2 separate regions of the Homo sapiens genome follow, and region 1 is linked to region 2. A link is a contact called in ENCODE Hi-C or POLR2A ChIA-PET data. All regions are on one chromosome and are shown on one strand. The core of a region is the stretch at or near the end of the contact, and the rest is flanking DNA. Distances in the headings are between cores, read along the strand shown.

Region 1 (4,899 bases), core at 1,851-4,350, 230 kb after region 2:
ATGCCTTGCTAGGTTGGGGAAGTTCTCCTGGATAATATCCTGAAGAGTGTTTTTGTAGCTTGGTTCCATTCTCCCCGTCACTTTCAGTTACACCAATCAAACGTAGATTTGGCCTTTTCACATAGTCCCGTATTTCTTGGAGGCTTTGTTCGTTTGTTTTTACTCTTTTTTTCTCTAAACTTCTCTTCTTACTTCATTTCATTAATTTGATCTTCAATCACTGAAACCCTTTCTTCCACTTGATCGAATCAGCTTTTGAAGCTTGTGCTTGCGTCACGTAGTTCTCGTGCCATGTTTTTCAGCTCTGTCAGGTCATTTAAGGTCTTCTGTATGCTGTTTACTCCAGTTAGCCATTCTTCTAATCTTCTTTCAAGGTTTTCAGCTTCCTTGCGATGGGTTTGAACATCCTCCTTTAGCTTGGAGAAGTTTGTTATTACTGATCTTCTGAAGCATATTTCTGTCAACTTGTGAAAGTCATTCTCCATCCAGCTTTGTTCCGTTGCTGGCGAGGAGCTGCAATCCTTTGGAGGATAAGAGGGGTTCTGGTTTTTAGAATTTTCAGCTTTTCTATTGTGGTTTCTCCCCATCTTTGTGGTTTTATCTACCTTTGGTCTTTGATGATGGTGACCTACAGATGGGGTTTTGGTGTGGATGTCCTTTTTGCTGATGTTGATGCTATTCCTTTCTGTTTGTTAGTTTTCCTTCTAACAGTCAGGACCCTTAGCTGCACGTCTGTTGGAGTTTGCTGGAGGTCCACTTCAGACCCTGTTTGCCTGGGTATCACCAGTGGAGGCTGCAGAACAGCAAATACTGCAGAACAGCAAATGTTGCTCCCTGATCCTTGCCCTGGAAGCTTTGTCTCAGAGGGGCACCTGGCTGTATGAGGTGTCAGTCAGCCCCTTCTGGGAGGTGTTTCCCAGTTAAGCTACTCGGGGGTCAGGGACCAACTTCAGGAGACAGTCTGTCCTTTCTCAGTTCTCAAACTCCGTGCTTTGAGAACCACTGGTCTCTTCAACGCTGTCACACAGGGACATTTAAGTCTGCAGAAGTTTCCGCTGCCTTTTGTTCAGCTATGCCCTGCCCTCAGAGATGGAGTCTACAGAGGCAGGCAGGCCTCATTAGCTGCGGTGGACTCCACCCAATTCGACCTTCCCGGCCACTTTGTTTACCTACTCAAGCCTCAGCAATGGCGGACACCCCTCCCTCAGCCTCACTGCCGCCTCGCAGTTAGATTTCAGACTGCTGTGCTACCAGTGACCAAGGCTCCATGGGCGTGGGACCCGCCAAGCCATGCACGGGATATAATCTCCTGGTGTGCCGTTTGCTAAGACTGTTGGAAAAGCGCAGTATTAGGGGGGGAATGTCACAATTTTCCAGGTACTGTCTGTTATGGCTTCCCTTGGCTAGGAAAGGGCATTCCCTGACTCCCTGTGCTTCCCAGGTGAGGTGATGCCCTGCCCTGCTTCAGCTCACACTCTGTGGGCTGCACCCACTGTCCAACCAGTCCAATGAACCCGGTACCTCAGTTGGAAAAGCAGAAATCACCCATCTTCTGTGTTGCTAACGCTGGGAGCTATAGACTGGAGCTGTTCCTTTTTGGCCATCTTGGAACGAAAATGGCCATTATCTTCAATTAGGGTGAGTATTACTCATAATTTTCTTCTTTCTGTCTCTATTCTGTTACTTACAGGTACTATTGAATCTTTATTCTAGGTATCTGGCTAGGTCCAACCCAATGCACAGCCCTAGCTGAGTGTCTGTTTTCTTCATCTGGACCAATGCAACCACTTTATCACTCACAAGCCAGTAGTCTTGCTCTTCTGATCCAATCTCTTCATCGCAAATCTTTCTCTAATGAGAATTTGAGTATTTAATTTCTTTACTTAAAACCCTAAAACTCTCATGATGGAACCTAACTCTTTAACATGGTTTAGAAGCCTCTCAACATTTCTTTCTCCTTCTGACTCTTCATTCCTTACTCCTCAGTTATCTGGCTAAGTCTGGGCCATCACTGAAGGCTTTGGTCATTTGCATTTTTCCGCAAGATCTGTGAGGATAGAAATTGTGCTTGTACTCTGTTCATCAGTCTATCCCAGGTGCCTGGCACTAGGTAGATGCTCAGTAAATATTTGCTAAATGAATATAAGAGTGATCTGGCACAGCTGCATTTCTAGTCATTTCTGTTGCCTGTATCCCCTCAACTTAAACTTTATGTTCCAGTTATATTGAATTTATTTTCAGTTTTCTGAAGTCATGCCCTCTCTTGTCTTTAGTCCTTTACACATGCTTTTCCCCTACCAGGAGGAACTCTGCCTACGTGCTTTTATAATATAGTTTTTTATTCCAGCACTTATCAAACTGTTTGGAAAGTTCTAATGCACAAGTCTTTATTTTCCCTGGGCATGTTCTCCATGAACATGAGAACTACATTTTTCCTTGTTTAATCTCCAGCATCTAGCAGAGTACTAATCTGTGTTATGTGCCTAATATACATTTCTGAGTGCAATAAATGAAAGAGTGAGGAAACAAATGAATACACGGAAGAAATGCATATAAGATTAAAAAATATGTTAAGGTTATCTACGATATGATGAAAATGATGATATATTTACATAGGAGAAAAGTCTGAAAAGTTTCTAAAATGTCAGCATGACCAGGTGAGTGATGAGACTGGGGTGATTTATTCTCCTACCTATATTTCTAAGTTTCTTTAATGTACATTATTAATTTTATAATATTTCAAAATATTTGGAAAACTGAAGAAAAGCACAATATAAATATAACTGGTGAATGCACCAATATCATTAAATATGTTGATGCTCTTAATGAATAGACATATTTATAATTGCCTTTACAATTTCTGTTAAATGAGAGAACATCTGGGAGTTACCTGAAAAAAAAAAAACAAAACAAAAAAACAAAAAAAAACAAGGTAGGAAATCAAACTCTGCATACGTAGATTTCAATTTTATTTTCTTTTTCTGCTAGGTATATGAGTTTGAGATTATATCTGTCCTTCACTTGTGTGAACAGGCAGAGTTAGACAACAAAAAGCCTCCTTGTCAAACAGAAAGGTATAAACACACTAGATTGCACAAGCAGAACCTGACTTCCTTTCAGGCTGATCCATGTACTTAATGAAGGACACGTGAAAACTCAGCCGGGAACTCGACAAGTCTGTACAGTTCATCCTATGTGAAACTGACTTAAATATCTTTGTACGATTCGAAGAGTTATTTGCCTGTGGGCTCTTCTAAGAACGATTTGAAAATACGAGTTATCTACTCATGTACAATCCACCAAAATCTTGACATCTTGAGATATCCCCGTTTATTCCTGTAGGGATATTCCAGAAGCCAGAATGACTTTATCTGCTTAAGAACATGGATAATATCAATGAGACAAAAAGAGCCAGATAAAGGTTTTCAGGTTTTATACAGCATGCCTCCTTCTCAAGATACTTAAATATTTTAGAAAATATGTTTATAAATATGTCAACTAGGATATGAGTTCTTATCCAATTTGATTCAAAACAGACAGATTTATATGAAATTTTCACTCTCTTGTTCTCTTAGGGTTTTATAATTCAGTGCCAATTATTGGCTGGGATCCAAATCTTTCTCTCTGCCTATATCATGTACTAGACTAGTTGGTTAAGCATATACAAACATAAAATACCCCTCTCTTTTAAAAGTGAGCATCCAGCCACACTTTTATAACTGTTACACACGTTAATAACCATTTGTTAATAAACACTAAGTGGTTTTTGACAAAAAAGCTATTTTTAACCACTTTAAATATTTTGAAATGAACTACTTCTCCAATGGAGGAATGTAGAAGTTTAAGTGAACTTAGAAAGGAATGTGGCATTTTAAACAGGTACATTCCTTCTTTCGTGATTTAGGTGGCCTTTAGATAGAATGTAGGTCACAGTAAGAAAAAACACTGCCTTTTTACTTAAACAATAATTAAGTTCTAGCCTTCCTCGTAACTTGACCTTGCACAAGTCACTTAATGCAGAGTCTGCTGTGTTCACCTTTAAGATGGGACAGTGACATCTGTTTTTCTCACTTTACAGGATGAGTGCAAGGATAAGTGAATTATTGTAGGCGAAAGTGCTTGGCAAGTAGTTAAGCCCTATAAAAATTTCAAGGCAGACATGATGTTAGCTATGTCAACAATAGCTTGTTTGGATTTCTTCAGCTGGATTTTTTGCTTTGCCAGCTTGTTTTGGCTCAGGCAATAATTAACCTAGACCTTAACGAGAGAGTTGGACTTGGAATAAAGACCACAAAACAGATAAGCAGATATGTATTCCAAGTCTTCAGTGGTCAGAAATAGCTGCCACCTGGGTAGTTCCAGGACATTTATTACCCTATCTTGGACTTGGCTGGAAATAGGTTACCTTAGATTCCCATCCACCCACTGTCTTTGTGGGGGATAGCGTGAAGAATTCTATATGTGCCTATATACTAGATACCAAGCAGCCTTATAAAAATGGCTTGGGGTTTTACATTTGACATATATGCCATATATATGTATGTCATATATATCATGTATATGATATATAGTTTGTCTCTGTTCCCACCTAAATATCATTTCAAATTGTAATCTCCACATGTCAAAAGAGGGACCTGTAATACCCACATGTGGAACTGGGGAAGTAATTGGATTATAGGGGTGGTTTTTCCCATGCTGTTCTTGTGATAGTGAGAGAATTCTCATGAGATCTGATGGTCTTATAAGTGGCAGTTTTTCCTGCACCCTCACACTCTCTTATCTCTCATCTGCCACCATGTAAGATGTGCTTTTGCTTTTCCTCTCCTTCCACCATGATTGTAAGTTTCCTGAGGCCTCTCCGGCCATACAGAGCTGTGAGTAAATTAAGCCTTCTTCCTT
Region 2 (5,146 bases), core at 2,550-5,049:
TACTTTGCTGTATTATGTACAATAATGTGGGTGCTACATGAATGTTAAGTACTACTGCTAATGTTACTGGTAATTCACTGGTGAGGCATTTTGTGAGTCACCACTTACTGTGTGTTCACAATGTTCACAATGTTTGAACTTGGTTATACAAATGTATCAAGTTATTTTTTATATGAAATTGACTATTAGGATATTTAATCATCCAAGTCAGAGTCAAGGACTGGCACTTTAAACATTTTTTTTTTCCACTTTCAATTTTGGAACAATTTGAAAATTGAAGAAAAGTTGAAAGAATCATACAAAAAAAGGTATGTATACCCTTCATGCAGAGACCTCATCCAGGGTTGGCCAGTTGTTTTAATAATGTCCTTTATGGTAAAGGGATGTAGTCCAGAATTAGTATGGTATCTGGTTGTCTCATATTGGAACAGTTTCTTCCTCTTTCCTTTCATGGCCATGTCATATTTGAAAATTATAAGTCAGTTGTTTTGGAAACTGTCCCTGAATTTGGGTTTATCTAATGTTTCCTCGTAATTATTTTCAGGTAATGCATTTTTTTGACAAAATTTCACAGAAGTGACGCTTTGCTACTTTCCTTGCATCCTATCATGTGGCACATGGTGTCAATGTTTCCCATTACTAGTGATGTTAACTTTGATCGTTTAAATAAGGTGGCTTCTGTGAGGCTTCTCTATTGTAAAGGTACAATGTTTTTATACATTTTGGAATGAGTAATTACTTTGTGGGGAGAAATTTTGAGACTGTAAAATTCTGTTCCTCCACCTACTTTTACCCATTAGTTTTAGCATTCATTGCTATGTCTTGCCTGATTATTGCTATATTGGTTGAAAAATGTTGATTTTCTAATGCTTTCACTCCTTCTACATTATTTAGTATTAAACTCCCCATTTATTTATCTTTATCATAGAGGACTCATGAATTCCTATTTTATTCAATGTACTATAATTCAGTACTATCATCATTTCTTTTGATGCTCAAAAAAAATAAAAATAAAAATAAATAAATAAAAATAGATTTGACCAGTAGGAGTAAGCCCTTTTCCAGGTTGGCTTCTGTGTACTTTTGACATGTTCTCATTATTCTTTCAGCACTTCATTACTTCCTGGCACAATCAGATGATTTATGTTCATTTGTTCTTTCCTTGTCCCAGTCCTGAGATCAGCCATTCCTCCAAGAAGCCCTGTTTCTTTCAGTAGAGTGGCATTTAGAAATCAAGATCTGAGTACTTGATATGCTAAAAGGATACTGCTCCTTCTAGGCCTTCCTCAGTGGAAAAATAATTTCTATACATGCATATTGCTATTGCTCTATTTCCTCCTCTCTTTTTCTCTCCCTCACATATTTGTATGTGTGCATGTGTGTGTATGTGTATCTACCTACCTATATATTTATATATACACAAATATACTTATTTATGAGTACACACCAACACCTCCAATTCCTATTTCCTGTCACCACAGACTTTATTATAGTTTTATTCCTTGTCATATTCATATATTCCTTCTCTGACAGTAAGATGATGACGGCTTCCATTATCTTACTGTATTAATTGCTCAATCCCCCCATATGTAGTTAATCTACCAAGCTTGCTAGACTGACTTCCTACCTAATTGCTTTTTCAACGAATAGTAAGTAAAGGACAAAGTAAAGGGTGGAATGAAAGAGGAGGAAGAAAGAAAGAGAATAACACATTTTGAAATCTAAATTAAAATTTAAAGGTAGATTTTTGCATGTTTTATATGTATAGAAGTAAGGTTCTGGGAATCGAGTTTATTCTTAGTTTTTTAAGATCATGAAAATAGGCCGGGCATGGTGGCTCACGCCTATAATCCTAGCACTTTGGGAGGCCAAGGCGGGTGGATCACTTGAGGTCAGAAGCTCGAGACCAGCCTGGCCAACATGGTAAAACCCTGTCTCTACTAAAAATACAAAAATTAGCCGGGCATGTTGGCACACGCCTGTAATCTCAGCTATTCAGGAGGGTAAGCCACGAGAACTGCTTGAACCCAGGAGGCAGAGGCTGCTGTGAGCCGAAATCGTGCCACTGCACTCCAGCCTTGGCAACACAGCAAGACTGTGTCAAAAAAAAAAAAAAATCTTGAAAATACATCCTAATATTTTGTCTTTATATATTCACACATTAACAAGCATTAGGCATACAAAGGTGAATGAGACAAAGTCTGCAGAGTTCAGATATGATAAAACAAGCAGACAGGTTAAAATATTAATAATTCCTATAATAGTAGAAGAGTTATCGTAGAGGAATACAAAGAGTTTCAGGAAGAAACTGAGCTACACTATAACACAGAAGAGACCAATAGATTTTGCATAAGCAGCAGAATGATTTCTCTTCATTAAGAGTAATGATCCACATGCTAAAGGTTAATTTCTAGTTGGTCTTCTGAATTCTGGCTTTTTCTTAACTCTTTTCTTCTGCTTTAGTCATCCTATAGAGGACCAGAAAAAATTAGACACAGTGAAATCTCTCTTCATGGTCAGGACAGTTACTGAGCAACAGGAAACACAACTATTCCTTATAGGCCTGGTGCCCTGTTTTTTTCCAGCCCTCAGGTTGGGAGCCTTTCGCATATTTTGCATATAACCTCTGACTTTGCAATGGAACGGAATTTTATTATATTTAATACCATATAATTTTTTTAGTACTGTATTTTTTGGTGGCTTTTAAAGCCACTATTCAAAATCTTTATATTACCCAATACTGCCAATATTCTAAAATTCTTGTGCAAATAAATTGTGTCATTATGTACAGTTAATGGACTTAGTAGGCAAATCAATTTTTATTTTTTTGGTTAAAGGGCTCTCCATTGTGTAAGTGCCTTTAAAACATGCTTATTAGTTAAGCATCTCAACAATGTGGAATGTGGGTTGGTTTTATCACTCTCCAATTAAAAGTTATTGCTCCATAACTTCCAAGAAAGGAAGTTAGGCACTTGGAGAAATTGGTTCAGTATTACATTGTGCAAATAGAATAAATAAATCCAGACTACTGATTCTCAACCTGTTTTCTGCCCTAAATCATCAGAGAGATAAATAGATTCTCTGTTGTAATAACTGAGTCTCAGATTCTAGCTCAGGAAGCCATTATGCCTTCTCAGTACTGGCCTTCTAAAACTTGATATGTTCAATTTTCAAAGAAAATCAATTTAGAAAGAAAAAATATGCTTTGAGATGATAAAAAAGGGAATAGTCATGTAATACAAAATCCACTAAAGCTACATTTCTCTATGCCTTATAGAAATGGACAATTATTTAAATATTAAAACATACCACTACCCCAATTATATATTTTATAATATAAAAATACTTCTTAAACTAAGTAGTAGTATTACTACTGAAATCATCTGTGTATATTTGATATGGGACATGGATAATGGGTCACATCTTGACAAGCATTTCAGGCCTATTGAAAGCTGGTTGTAACAGGATGCAGTTTGCATGAAGGGCTCATTATGATTATATCTTGGACACAGCACAGTAACACTTTTCTTTTCTTTTTTTTTTTTTTTTTGAGACAGAGTTTCGCTCTTGTCGCCCAGGCTGGAGTACCGTGGTATGATCCCGGCTCACTGCAACCTCTGCCTCCCGGGTTCAAGCAATTCTCCTGCCTCAGCCTTCCAAGTAGCTGGGATTACAGCCACCACGCCCAGCTAATTTTTGTATTTTTAGTAGAGGCTGGTTTTTGCCATGTTGGCCAGGCTGGTCTAGAACTCCTGACCGCAGGTGATCCACCTGCCTCGGCCTCCCACAGTGCTGGGATTACAGACGTCAGTCACCCGGCCCGGCCGACACTTTTCTTATGGCTTAGAAGTTCACAGAGTTCATAGGCAATTCATGTAAACTCAAAATGTTTGAATAGCCACACGAACGACTTCAGCTTGGCAGTCCCTTTGTCTCTAGGTTTCTGCTCGTTTCTATGTATCTAGAAATTCTGCCTCAGTCAACGTCTTGGACTCCTATCTTAGTGTAGGTAGAATTACTCATCATTACTTACTTTGAATCTAGATGGTTTCTTCACTGCTACTTTTAAAACCAGAGAGTCACCAAGTCAAGCACAACCACCTTGTTCATTCTCTTTTTTTTTTTTTTTTTTTGAGACAGAGTCTCGCTCTGTCACCCAGGCTGGAGTGCAGTGGCGCGATCTCGGCTCACTGCAAGCTCCGCCTCCCGGGTTCACGCCATTCTCCTGCCTCAGCCTCACGAGTAGCTGGGACTACAGGCGCCCGCCATCACGCCCGGCTAATTTTTTTTTTTGGAGGCGGAGTCTCGCTCTGTGGCCCAGGCGGGAGTGCAGCCGCGCGATCTCGGCTCACTGCAAGCTCCGCCTCACGGGTTCACGCCATGCTCCCGCCTCAGCCTCCCGAGTAGCTGGGACTACAGGCACCCGCCGCCACGCCCGGCTAATTTTTTTGTATATTTTTTAGTAGAGATGGGGTTTCACCGTGTTAGCCAGGATGGTCTCAATCTCCTGACCTCGTGATCTGCCCGTCTCGGCTTCCCAAAGTGCTGGGATTACAGGCGTGAGCCACCGCACCCGGCCTGTTCATTCTTTTAAGGCCTTCATTTTATTCCTGTTGGTTTCACTCACAACTGATAAAAAAGGTAAATGTCGTGTGAGTAGATAAAAATTTTTGAAAATTTGTTTTCAAAGTTGTTAAAGGAAAATACTCTTCTGAGTGTTTCCGTTCTGGATTGTTATTAGTAAGAAAAATATTTTCACAATGATACTATCAAGCATAAAATTCAGCAAATTATAATACTACCCTTATTACACAGTCTCAGGAAAAAAGGTAATAAGTATTATTTTGCATTTAGTGATAGAAATATTAAGGCTCACAATAACAATTGATTTTAAAATAATGATTAATTTTCCAGCTAAAGTTGTCATTTGACAAGCATTTACTGAAAGTACTTGAGAAAACGACAGCAGTAATTATAGCAGTAATAAAGCATAGCAGGCTAGACTTGCCTCTGTAATGCTCATGACTCTTGTGTAATGTAGATAATTAGCAAACTATCGAAACCACTGGAGGAACATCCTGTAACATGGTTAGGGAGACCTTTGTCCTCAGATTTGTTAGCTAATGACATTGTATAAGGATTTGGC

The links. Hi-C counts contacts between places; a loop is a spot of excess contacts on that map. ChIA-PET counts read pairs that join two places held with the same protein, here RNA polymerase II (POLR2A). Pooled maps may share reads with other maps.
Region 1: a loop to region 2 is called in a map of PC-3, with 12 times the contacts of the local background. The contact joins two enhancer-like sites. A Hi-C loop is called at or near these places in 1 of 168 maps with a recorded cell type or tissue (PC-3) and 1 of 50 pooled maps. POLR2A ChIA-PET finds 5 or more read pairs at or near these places in 3 of 52 experiments (A549, HEK293T and MCF 10A).

What each region holds. Positions count from the first base shown.
Region 1 is chr7:12,938,616-12,943,514 of GRCh38, forward strand. The region is part of intron 1 of LOC105375158 (a long non-coding RNA gene); the gene reads left to right. Among named protein-coding and RNA genes, the nearest start is that of ARL4A, 250 kb to the left of the region's middle. Within about 2 kb of position 3,101, at least 3 of the 41 ENCODE cell types and tissues checked have a DNase peak (open chromatin) inside an H3K27ac peak, as active enhancers do.
Region 2 is chr7:12,707,377-12,712,522 of GRCh38, forward strand. No RefSeq gene overlaps it. Among named protein-coding and RNA genes, the nearest start is that of ARL4A, 22 kb to the left of the region's middle. Within about 2 kb of position 3,800, at least 3 of the 41 ENCODE cell types and tissues checked have a DNase peak (open chromatin) inside an H3K27ac peak, as active enhancers do.